Linked DNA regions of Homo sapiens: region 1 is linked to region 2. A link is a contact called in ENCODE Hi-C or POLR2A ChIA-PET data. All regions are on one chromosome and are shown on one strand. The core of a region is the stretch at or near the end of the contact, and the rest is flanking DNA. Distances in the headings are between cores, read along the strand shown.

Region 1 (4,853 bases), core at 1-2,500, 160 kb after region 2:
CATACACACAACCCGACAAGGAGAGACAGCAAACAGGTGCCTGGAAGTGGCTGCCATCCCAAAAGCACCCACACAGAGCATGGACCTGTGCTAGGAACTGGGGAAATAGCAGATATCAAGGCAGAGCCACTGCCACCTGCAGGGGCTTATGTTCTGGCGGGGGGCTCAGGCAGGACTTGTGTTTTGGTAGGGAGAGGGGAGCGGGGAGAGGGGAGAGGGGAGAGCGGGGAGAAGGGAGAGCGGGGAGAGGGGAGAGCGGGGAGAGGGGAGAGCGGGGAGAGGGGAGAGCGGGGAGCGGGGAGCGGGGAGAGGGGAGAGCGGGGAGCGGGGAGAGGGGAGGGGCGGGCGGGGGTGCCTCACAGCAGATCCAGAGCTTGGTGAGCAGGCGGAAGAGCAGGGACATGCTGTCCTGGGTATCCGAGGTGGCCGTATACACGGGCAGGCAGCTGGGCTTCAGAAGGCCCCAGATGCGGATGACCACCATCAATTCCCGAAGCATGCCCAGCGAGGTGCCGTCCCGCAGAAAGCTGTGGCCCGGCCTCAGCAGGGAACCCTGCCCGAAAGAGGCATCGGTGTGGCTGGGGCGGCGGGGGGCAGATGGCGATGGGATGAAGTGTCTTGGGGTCGGTGGAACCCCGACCGGGGGGCAATGGGCAGGGTCTGGGACATTTGTGGTGGTCAGGACTGGGGTGCTTCTGGCACCGAGTGGGTGGATGCCGGGGACGCTGCTCAGAGCCCTGCAGGGCCCAGGACAGCCCCATTTGCAGAGTCGTCCCATCCCTGAGAGTCCACAAGACTAAGACGAGGCTCTGGCTGAGGCCAATATCCCCACCTGCACGTGGAGGAGCAGCCGCCCCCTCCTACAGCTGCGGGCCCGGGCCCCTGGTGACTGTACTGGGAGCTGAGAGGACCAGGGAAGGGAGGCCCCAGGGGTGGCCCCTGGCAGCCTAAAGCCCCACAAAAAGAAGAGAGGGACTTCAAACCGTCCGTGATGGGCGCGGTGGAGAAGGGCGGGCCCCAGGGCAGGATGAAGCCGGGTGGGTGGGGCAGAAGAAATCACAGCTGGGGCAGGACAGAGTGTACCGGCGGGGGGGTGGGGGCGAGGTTGGAGCCCTGGTCAGGGGCGCACAAGCCGCAGAACTGAAGGTGGAGGTGTGGATGGAGACTTGATTTCAAGGCCGCCCACCCCAGGCGCAGGGAGCTGGGGAGGGTAAGGGGTGGGGGCAGCAGCAGCAGAAGCAAGGCGAACCGGCCTTCGTGTAGGGGTGGGGCTGAGAAGGAGCAGGGCCTGGGAGGCGGGGCTTTGAGAATGGGCAGGAAGGGTGTGGCCAAGGAAAGGCTTCTTACAGCAGAGGCTTCATGGAGAGGAGGGCTCCGAGGTGGGGGAGGGCTCCGAGGTGGGGCAGGGCTCCGAGGTGGGGGAGGGCTCCGAGGTGGGGGAGGGCTCCGAGGTGGGGCAGGGCTCCGAGGTGGGGCAGGGCTCCGAGGTGGGGCAGGGCTCCGAGGTGGGGGAGGGCTCCGAGGTGGGGGAGGGCTCCGAGGTGGGGCAGGGCTCCGAGATGGGGCAGGGCTCCGAGGTGGGGCAGGGCTAGGAAGTGGGGCAGGGCTAGGAAGTGGGGCAGGGCTAGGAAGTGGGGGTTTAAGAAGAGACAGACTCAGGAAGTGGGACTCCAAGTAGGGGTGGGACTCCAACCAGGGGCGGGGCTGAGGTGGGACTCCAAGCAGGGGCGGGACTCCAAGTAGGGGCGGGACTCCAAGTAGGGGCGGGACTCCAACTAGGGGCGGGGCTGAGGTGGTTTTGAGGGGCAGGGGCAGGGAAGCGGGGTCCTGATGAGATGGGGGCCCAGGTGGGGGGCGGGGCCTTAGGGGAGAGCATGGCGCACCTGGTTGGGTAGGCTGGCCAGCAGGTACAGCACGAAGTCGCCCACCCACTGCAAGAGCTGCTGCAGCGCCTGCAGTGTGTTCATGTCCAGCACAAATTCCTCCGTCTTGAGGTTGATCATGACCTTGTCAATGTCTACAAGGAGACGTGGGTCGGGTCAGCTCGGGCCTCTTGTACACACAGGGTGACCTAACTGCACCCCTCGGTCCTTCGACCTGCACTGAGTGCCCACCCAGTACCAGGACACAAGGGGACCCACACCGGGAACGAGAAGGGGGCGATGGCGTTGCCGGACGGAGAGGAACTGGGAGCCCACTGCCTGCCCCCCCCCGGGGGCCGCTGTGCTCAGCACCAACCAGCTTCTCTCGGCCTGCAGGCCTTGGCGTGGGCAGGTCCCCATGCCAGGGCCACCAGTGCTCAGGCCCGGCCTGCTGGTGCACATCTGCCCCCTGCTCCGAGGTGAACTCTGTGAACACAGGGGCATGTCCACAGCGTGCAGCTGCAGCCACCCCCGGCTGGCAGCTGGCGGCGGTTACACACCCAACAGATGCCTCTCGGATGGTGACTAGGGTGGTCCCACAGAACTAACCATGACTGTGCACACGGCTCCCAGCTACCAGGAGTGCCACGTGTCCACACTCAACCGGGTACTCCAGACAAACGATAACCCTAAATTTTTTTTTTGAGACAGAGTCTCACTCTGTCGCCCAGGCTGGAGTGCAGTGGGGTGATCTCAGCTCACTGCAAGCTCCGCCTCCCGGGTTCACGCCATTCTCCTGCCTCAGCCTCCCGAGTAGCTGGGACTACAGGCGCCCGCCACCACGCCCGGCTGATTTTTGTATTTTTAGTAGAGACGGGGTTTCACCGTGTTAGCCAGGATGATCTCGATCTCCTGACCTCGTGATCAGCCCGCGTTGGCCTCCCAAAGTGCTGGGATTACACACGAGTCGCCACGCCCAGCAACCCTAATTTTTAAAAGAAACAGCCTGCCAGGCACAGTGGCTCACGCCTGTAATCCCAGCGCTTTGGGAGGCAGAGGCGAGTAGGACACCACGTGCTGGGTGAGCCTGGGCAAGCTGCTTAGCCTTTCTGCCTCAGTCCCCTTACGGCAAAACGGAAGGAGGAGCAGACCTGCCTGCACAGGACCCGGGTGCCGGGTGTCGGCCTGGGAGCGTCTCAGCCCCCAGGAGTAGAGAGAGGTGAAAGGATCGCTTGAGCTCAGGTGGTCAAGACCAGCCTGGGCAACACAGTGAGACCCTGTTGCTACAAAAAATTAAAAACCGGGTGTGGTGGCACGTGTCTGTAATCCCAGCTACTCCAGAGGCTGAGGCGAGATTGCTTGAGCCCAGAAGGCAGAGGCTGCGCTGAGCTGGGACTGCGTCACCGTGCTGCAACCTGGATGACACAGTGAGACCGTCTCTAAAAGCCTGGGTGTGGTGTAATCCCAGCCTTTAGGCTATATCCCAGCACTTTAGGAGGCCGAGGCGGGCGGATCATTTGAGGTCAAGAGTTCGAGACCAGCCTGGCCAACATGGTGAAACCCCGTCTCTACTAAAAATACAAAAAATCAGCCGGGCGTGGTGGCACGTGCCTGTAATCCCAGCTACTTGGGAGGCTGAGGCAGGAGAATCACTTGAACCAGAGAGGCGGAGGCTGCAGTGAGCTGAGATCGCACCACTGCACTCCAGCCTGGGCAACAGAGTAAGACCCTATCTCAAAAGAGTAAAAAAAATAAATAAAAATAAAATAAATAGATGAAAGAAACCTCGAGGCCCCGGGCGTGGAAAAGGACCCACCGACGTCGGTGATCTTGGTGCAGATCTCGGTCAGCCGGTCGCCGGGGCTCTTGTCAGGCGTGTTGAGAAAGTGGGGGCGCAGCAGCGACTTCAGGGTGGAGCTGATGGCGATGAGGAAGAGCTTGGTGTGGTAGTCGCACACGCGGGTCACCGTGCAGGGCGACAGCTTGCAGAGCGAGGCCTTCATGGCCAGGATCCGGGTGGAGAGGACCTGAGGGCAGGAAGCCAGGTCACCCCAAGGGGCCGGAGCAGAGGCGCCCGCCAAGGCTCCAGCTGAGGAGAAGAGCAGTTCGACTCTGACACCAGGCGCTCGGTCAGCTGGGCAAGCTGCTTCGCCTCTGCACCTCAGCAACCTCATGGCAAAACAGGTGCGGAAGACCAGGCGCACAGGACCAGGTGCTGGGTTCTCAGCTGGGAGCGGCTCTGCCTCTGGTGGGGGCCCCTGGTGATGTCTGGAGATATTTTTAGTTGTCACCACTGGGGGTGCCCCTGCCAAGTAACGGGTGGAGGCTGGGGAGGCTGCTCAACAGGACACCCCCATCCCAGAGGCTGCTCCAGCCCCCGATGTCTGTGGTGCCTACGGGGAGACCCTGGTCTAGAGAGAATGAATGAATGAGCTGAAGCATTTTGGGAGGCTGAGGCTGGAGGATTCCTGGAGGCTGGGAGTTGGAGAGCCTGTGCAACGTAGGACACCCCATCTCTACAAAAAATAGAAACAACTAAAAACAAAAATGAAACGCTTGGCACACAGCGACGGCCCAAGGAGGGAGAGGGCGAGGTCTCGCCATCACTAGCGCTGTCACTGGCTACGGATCCCAGCCACGCTGGGGTTTAGCCTCGCAGCCCCCGCCTGGGTCTCACGCGTTTCTCGGCAGGCTGTGCCGTGAATGGGATTTTTTTTTTCCCATTTTATCTTCGTATTGGTTTCTGATGGCACAGAGGAAAACAAGTGAAGCTCAGAGGGCTGGTCCCACGTGCAGCTGCCGGCTGAGCTCGTTAGATCTGAGGTCCTTCGAGGACACTCTGGGATTGCAGGCACATAACCACACCACTGCAAGGGACCCTTCTGGCACGTGGGCCTCCGTATCCGCTCCCTCCTCTCCTTCCGACGGGCGGGTCTCTGTGTGTTCATCTTCTGACCGTGTTTGCTGAGGCCTCACACCACAGGGCCACCG
Region 2 (5,142 bases), core at 1,561-4,060:
AGTAACTGGGACCACAGGCACACACCACCGTGCCCAGCTAATTTTTATTTTTTATTTTTTATTTTTTTTGAGATGGAGTTTCGCTCTTGTTGCCCAGGCTGGAGTGCAATTGTGCGATCTCGGCCCACTGCAACCTCCGCCTTCCAGGTTCAAGTGATTCTCCTGCCTCAGCCTCTGGAGTAGCTGGGATTACAGGCATGCACCACCACGCCCGCCTAATTTTGTATTTTTAGTAGAGACGGGGTTTCTCCATGTTGCTCAGGCTGATCTCGAACTCCAGAGCTCAGGTGATCTGCCCACCTCAGCCTCCCAAAGTGCTGGGATTACAGGCGTGAGTCACTGTGCCCGGCCCAATTTTTAATTTTTTGTAGAAATGGAAGTCTCACTAGGTAGCCCAGGGTCTTCACCTCCTGGATTCAAGTGATCCTCCTGCTTCAGTCTCCTGAAGTGTTGGGATTACATGTAACAGTCACTTCATTCACCCTGAATCATTTATGTAGGGGACAAAAATCACCGTCTCTCCAAGGACAGAACTTCTTTTTTGTTTTGTTTTGTTTTGTTTTGTTGAGATGGAGTCTTGTTCTGTCACCCAGGCTGGAGTGCAGTGGCGCGATCTCTGCTCACTGCAACTTCTGCCTCCCGGGTTCCAGCCATTCTCCTGCCTCAGCCTCCCCAGTAGCTGGGATTACAGGCGCGCACCACCATGCCCAGCTAAGTTTTGTATTTTTAGTAGAGAAGGAGTTTCACTGGCCGAGCGTGGTGGCTCACACCTGTAATCCCAGCTACTAGGGAGGCTGAGGCAGGAGAATTGCTTGAACCTGGTAGACGGAGGTTGCAGTGAGCCGAGATCGCGCCATTGCACTCCAGCCTGGGCAACAAGAGCGAAACTCCGTCCACCCCAGCCAAAAAAAGAAGTGGTTTTGCCATGTTGGCCAGGCTGGTCTCTAACTTTTGACCTCATGATCCACCAGCCTCAGCCTCCCAAAGTGCTGGGATTACAGGCGTGAGCCACCGCGCCCGGCCTGGTCTCAAACTTTTGACCTCGTGATCCACCAGCCTCAGCCTCCCAAAGTGCTGGGATTATAGGCGTGAGCCACGGCGCCTGGCCGCAAAAATGGAACTTCTGCATCACAGGTGACTAACGGTGCCAGGCACACAGTAGGTGTTCAATAAATCACTTTGGACTAAAAGAACACAGAGGCCAAGGGGAAGTGAAGAAACGACTCACAGGTCAGTTTTATTGGGTGCCTAGTGCAGGGGTCAGTACACTACGGCCCTCGGATCAGCTCTGGCCCTCTGCCTGTTTTTGTAAATAAAGTTTTATTGGGTGCCTAGTGCAGGGGTCAGTACACTACGGCCCTGGGATAAGCTCTGGCCCACTGCCTGTTTTTGTAAATAAAGTTTTATGGGCACAGAGCCATGCCCATGGTTTTACATATTGTCTCTGGCTACTTTCACTCTGCGATGGCAGAGCAGAGTCATTGCCGCAGAGACTGTGGCCTGCAATGCTGAAAATATTTACTCTCTGGCCCTTTACAGAAAAAGTTTGCCAAACCCTGAGCTAGTGTGTGCTGGGCCCTGTGCCAAGCCCTTTGTGTGTGCTCACTCAGTTAACCCTCCCACAGCCTTAAGGGTGGGGGCAGGGGGGTGGGGGGGAATAAGGCTCCGAGAGGTTGAGAAACAGACCCAGGGTCACACAGCTTGGAGATGGGTGAGCTGGGAATCAGACAGACCCGGGACCCCTGATATTCTTTAGGATCTTAGCTTTGTTAACCTTTGCTAATTTATCTTATTGTCTTAAATGCTAAAATGAATACACATTCATTGTAAAAAGGGAGGAATAAAGAAAAGGTGTTGACGGCCTTCTTCAGCCTGGGGTACATCCTGCCGTATCTTTCTCCACAGCTCATCCGGGGCTACTTTCCTTTAAATCTACAGCCATTCAGCAAACATCGGCAGAGGAGAACCGTTTTATAAGAAAACTAAGAAGTTTGGAAGAATCTTTCCTTCCTGCCCACCCTGGACCCCCATGAGTAGGTGTGCTGGGGCTGGTCTGCAGTGTTCTCACGGGAAACCAGGAAGCTGGGCCCAAGGCCTACATGTTGGGGAAGACAGGTCCTGCCTGTCTCCTGCTGTGGCTCCCCAGTGCTCTGAGGACAAAGCCTGAGCTCTCCCTGATTCTCCACCGTCCCTCTCACTCACTCTGGTCGTCTGGTCGCTGGGCCTTTAGTGAGTGTGCCATGGGGGCCCTGGGGCCGATTAAATTCCAGCCCCGGGGACCAGGCTCAGCTCCCAGCCAGGGCACAGACAGATCAGCACCTGCGGTTGTCTCCACCCCAACCCCCGGCCTTTGCAGGCACAGCGCCCTCCACCAGATACTCCGGCAAAGGAGGCCTGGGGACCCTGCGAGCGGGGCCGGGGGTGCAGGGAGCTGTCAGCTCCTCGCAGCGGCCTCCCCAGGACCCCCCTATCCCCTCGCTCGCCCTGAAATGTGTGTCCCTCTCGGCGTCTGGGCTCTCGAGAAAGGCCTTTGCTTGTCTGACTTCGCGAGGGTCCCGGCTCTGGCCCAGGAGCTGGGGAGGGGCGGGACTTGGTGACAGCCGGGTCCCAGCACCGCGCCCAGACCTAGGCCCTTCTCAGGGGTGCCCCGGGGCGGGGCGCGCGGGGCGGGGGGCGGCGGCGGCGCAGCCGGCAGGAGGCGCAGCGCCCGCTCGCAGCGCGGGGAGGTGGGAGGGGAGCGGGGCGGGGAGCGGGGCGGGCGGGAGGGAGAGGGGAGCGCGCCGGAGACGCGCGCGCCCAGCCCACCCCCCGCGCCCGCCGCCGCCCGGACAATAAACAGCAGCTTTGCGCGGGGCGATGCCCGAGCCGGTGCCGCCGCCCCCGCGCCGCGCAGCCCCGGCCGCCAGGCCTTAGCCCGCCCCGGCCCCCGCCAGGCCGCGTCCCCCTCCCCTCCCCTCCCCCGCGCGCCACCCGCGCCCGCCCCCGCCCGGCACCGCGGACCCACCCGGACCTCGGCGGGGAGATGGAGTGAGTAGGCGCGCTCGGGCCGCGGGGCTGGGGGCCCGGAGCTCCGGGAGCCGGGGAGGGGGGAGGCCCCCTCTCTCGCGCCCCATTGGGGGCGTCGCTGCCCCCGCGAGGAGCAGGAGGCGGCGCGGGGCTGCTGGGGCCGCAGCGCAGCCGGGAAGAGACTCGGGCTGGGCCGCGCCTGCCGGGAGGCCTCCCCGCTCCCGGACCCCGGCTGCCCACCCACCGGCGCGTGGGGACCCGGGCAGCGGCGGCTCGGGCCAGTCCAGGACGCGGGGAGGGGGAGGCTCGCGTCTCCGCCCGCGCCCCGCCCGCGTCTCCAGGGCGAGCCTCGGCTCTCGGCCACCTGTGGGTGGCCCCGGGGAGATGGAGCGACCCCTCCCCAGATTGCACCGGTCCGGCCTCGCGCTCACGCACCCTTCCCCCGCCCCAGTCTGAGCGCACGGCTCCTGGCGCCCTGGACGCGCGCGCGGGCCGGTGCCCCCCACCCCCGCCCTTCCCAAGGGCCTCCAGGGGTGTCCTGAGCCCCCCGCCACTGCGCAGGTCCCGAGTTACCGCTGGAGGGAGAGGGGCTGCCCTCGGCTTCCCGGGTCTCTGGGGTGTGTGAGAAGGGAGAGGAACCGGCGTTTTCCAGCGGGGCGCCTGGGTGGGATACCCTCTCGGGGAAGTGTCTCGGAGCTGGGGCTCCACTGGTGTAGCTACAGGAGTGGGCTGGCCCTGGGCTGGGATCCCTGGACCCCCGCATGGCTGCGCCTGTGTGTGTGGGGGGGGGGTGGCCAGTGGAGGCACCGAGCGAGGGCGCGTGGTCATTTCGGACACCGGTCCCCTCCTCCCGGTGCTCGGGTGCCCCTCTGCCCCTCACTCCCACAGGTGGGCACTGCACGGGCAGGGGTCAGGAGGCTCCTCCTGGGGTCACCCACCTGCCCACTTCAGGACAGGGGAGCCAGCTGCCCTGCTGAGGCCCGGGTCCCCACCCCAGCCCGAGGACCGAAGACCGGATCTGGAGGCCGCCTGTGGCCCCCTGCCCTTCCCACTGGGCGTGTTTTCTAAGCCGCCAACTTTCCCCGGGGATTCACCCGTGACCCGCCACGCCCGCGGCTGGGTGGGGGCCGCTGCCTCCCTCCCTCCCTGGGAAAGCGAGACACCCAGTGTCCTCTGCTTTTGAAAACCCAGACAAAGGCCTGACCCCTCTCCCCGTCACCCCGCCCCGGGAGCTCAGCCAGGGGCTCAGGGGAGCCAGGGCCCAGACTTGCCTGCTCCACACCCCCACCCCCCAGCCTTGTTTATCTGCCCTGCTCGCCAGGCCCCGGAGGAGCCTCTGGGCCTCTGACAGCCAGGCCTGGGCAGGGTGTGGCTGTGGGGAGGGGGCTGCCTAGGAGGACGACGGAGATCTCCCTCCCAGAGGAGGGGTGTCAGCGAACACTCCGGGTCGGGCCCATTGTTTCCTTCCTGCCACCCCTTCCTTTCCCACGGGGGATACTGAGGCCCAGAGAGGAGCTGCTGCCCCCCCCCCACCCCCCCTCCATCACACAGCACCTGGGGCCGGGGGGCCTCGGTGCCTCCTGCTCTGCTCCACGGTTTCTCCGTCCTGGGTCAGAGGGTGGCCCACAGGTCCCCCATTGGGTCATCATTGCTTTTGGGGATGCAGACATGGGACAGGCACCCAGTGTTAACCGGCTGCTGTGAGCCGCCATTCGAGGACGACTCTCTCCCCGGTTCCCGGGCTGACAATGGGTGGGGACAGGCCCATCTGGTGCCGCCCGGCCTTGGACACCTGCCCCCTCGTTCTTCTCCCCGGCGGGCTTCAGGCACGAAGGCCCCGTCCGCTAGAACGTGATCGCTTGCCTCCTCCCGTTTCCACAGATTTTCCAGTCGAAGACACGGGAGCTGGCTGTGGTTTGTGGTGGTGCCCGTCTCGCTGGAAAGTTTCACAAATGAATTTAAGAATTTAAAGAATTTTAAATGTCATTCAAGAACAGGTTATTTTTTGTTAATGTGAGGATTTAAGGAGAACTAGCGGGTTGCTAACCACAGGGCCGATGCTGCCAAGGTGAGGAGAACGTCCAGGAAGGAGCTGGGGAGAATCTCTGCTTCGGAGAGAATCTCTGTGCTCTGGGA

Evidence for each region. A loop is a pair of places that touch in the nucleus more often than their neighbours do. ChIA-PET counts read pairs that join two places held with the same protein, here RNA polymerase II (POLR2A). Pooled maps may share reads with other maps.
Region 1: POLR2A ChIA-PET joins it to region 2 with 12 read pairs in A673. The contact joins the enhancer-like site here to the promoter of PALM in region 2. A Hi-C loop is called at or near these places in 3 of 50 pooled maps. POLR2A ChIA-PET finds 5 or more read pairs at or near these places in 3 of 52 experiments (A673, HepG2 and K562).

The regions. Positions count from the first base shown.
Region 1 is chr19:871,566-876,418 of GRCh38, forward strand. It overlaps MED16 (mediator complex subunit 16), which reads right to left. Exons shown (of 16, transcript NM_005481.3): 10 at 3,679-3,889; 11 at 1,884-2,017; 12 at 361-553. Among named protein-coding and RNA genes, the nearest start is that of CFD, 14 kb to the left of the region's middle. RefSeq lists an enhancer at 1-237. Within about 2 kb of position 1,251, at least 15 of the 41 ENCODE cell types and tissues checked have a DNase peak (open chromatin) inside an H3K27ac peak, as active enhancers do.
Region 2 is chr19:706,125-711,266 of GRCh38, forward strand. PALM (paralemmin) reads left to right here and starts at 2,811. Exons shown (of 9, transcript NM_002579.3): 1 at 2,811-3,027. The coding sequence starts at 3,023. RefSeq lists an enhancer at 1,808-2,368 and a silencer at 1,821-2,057.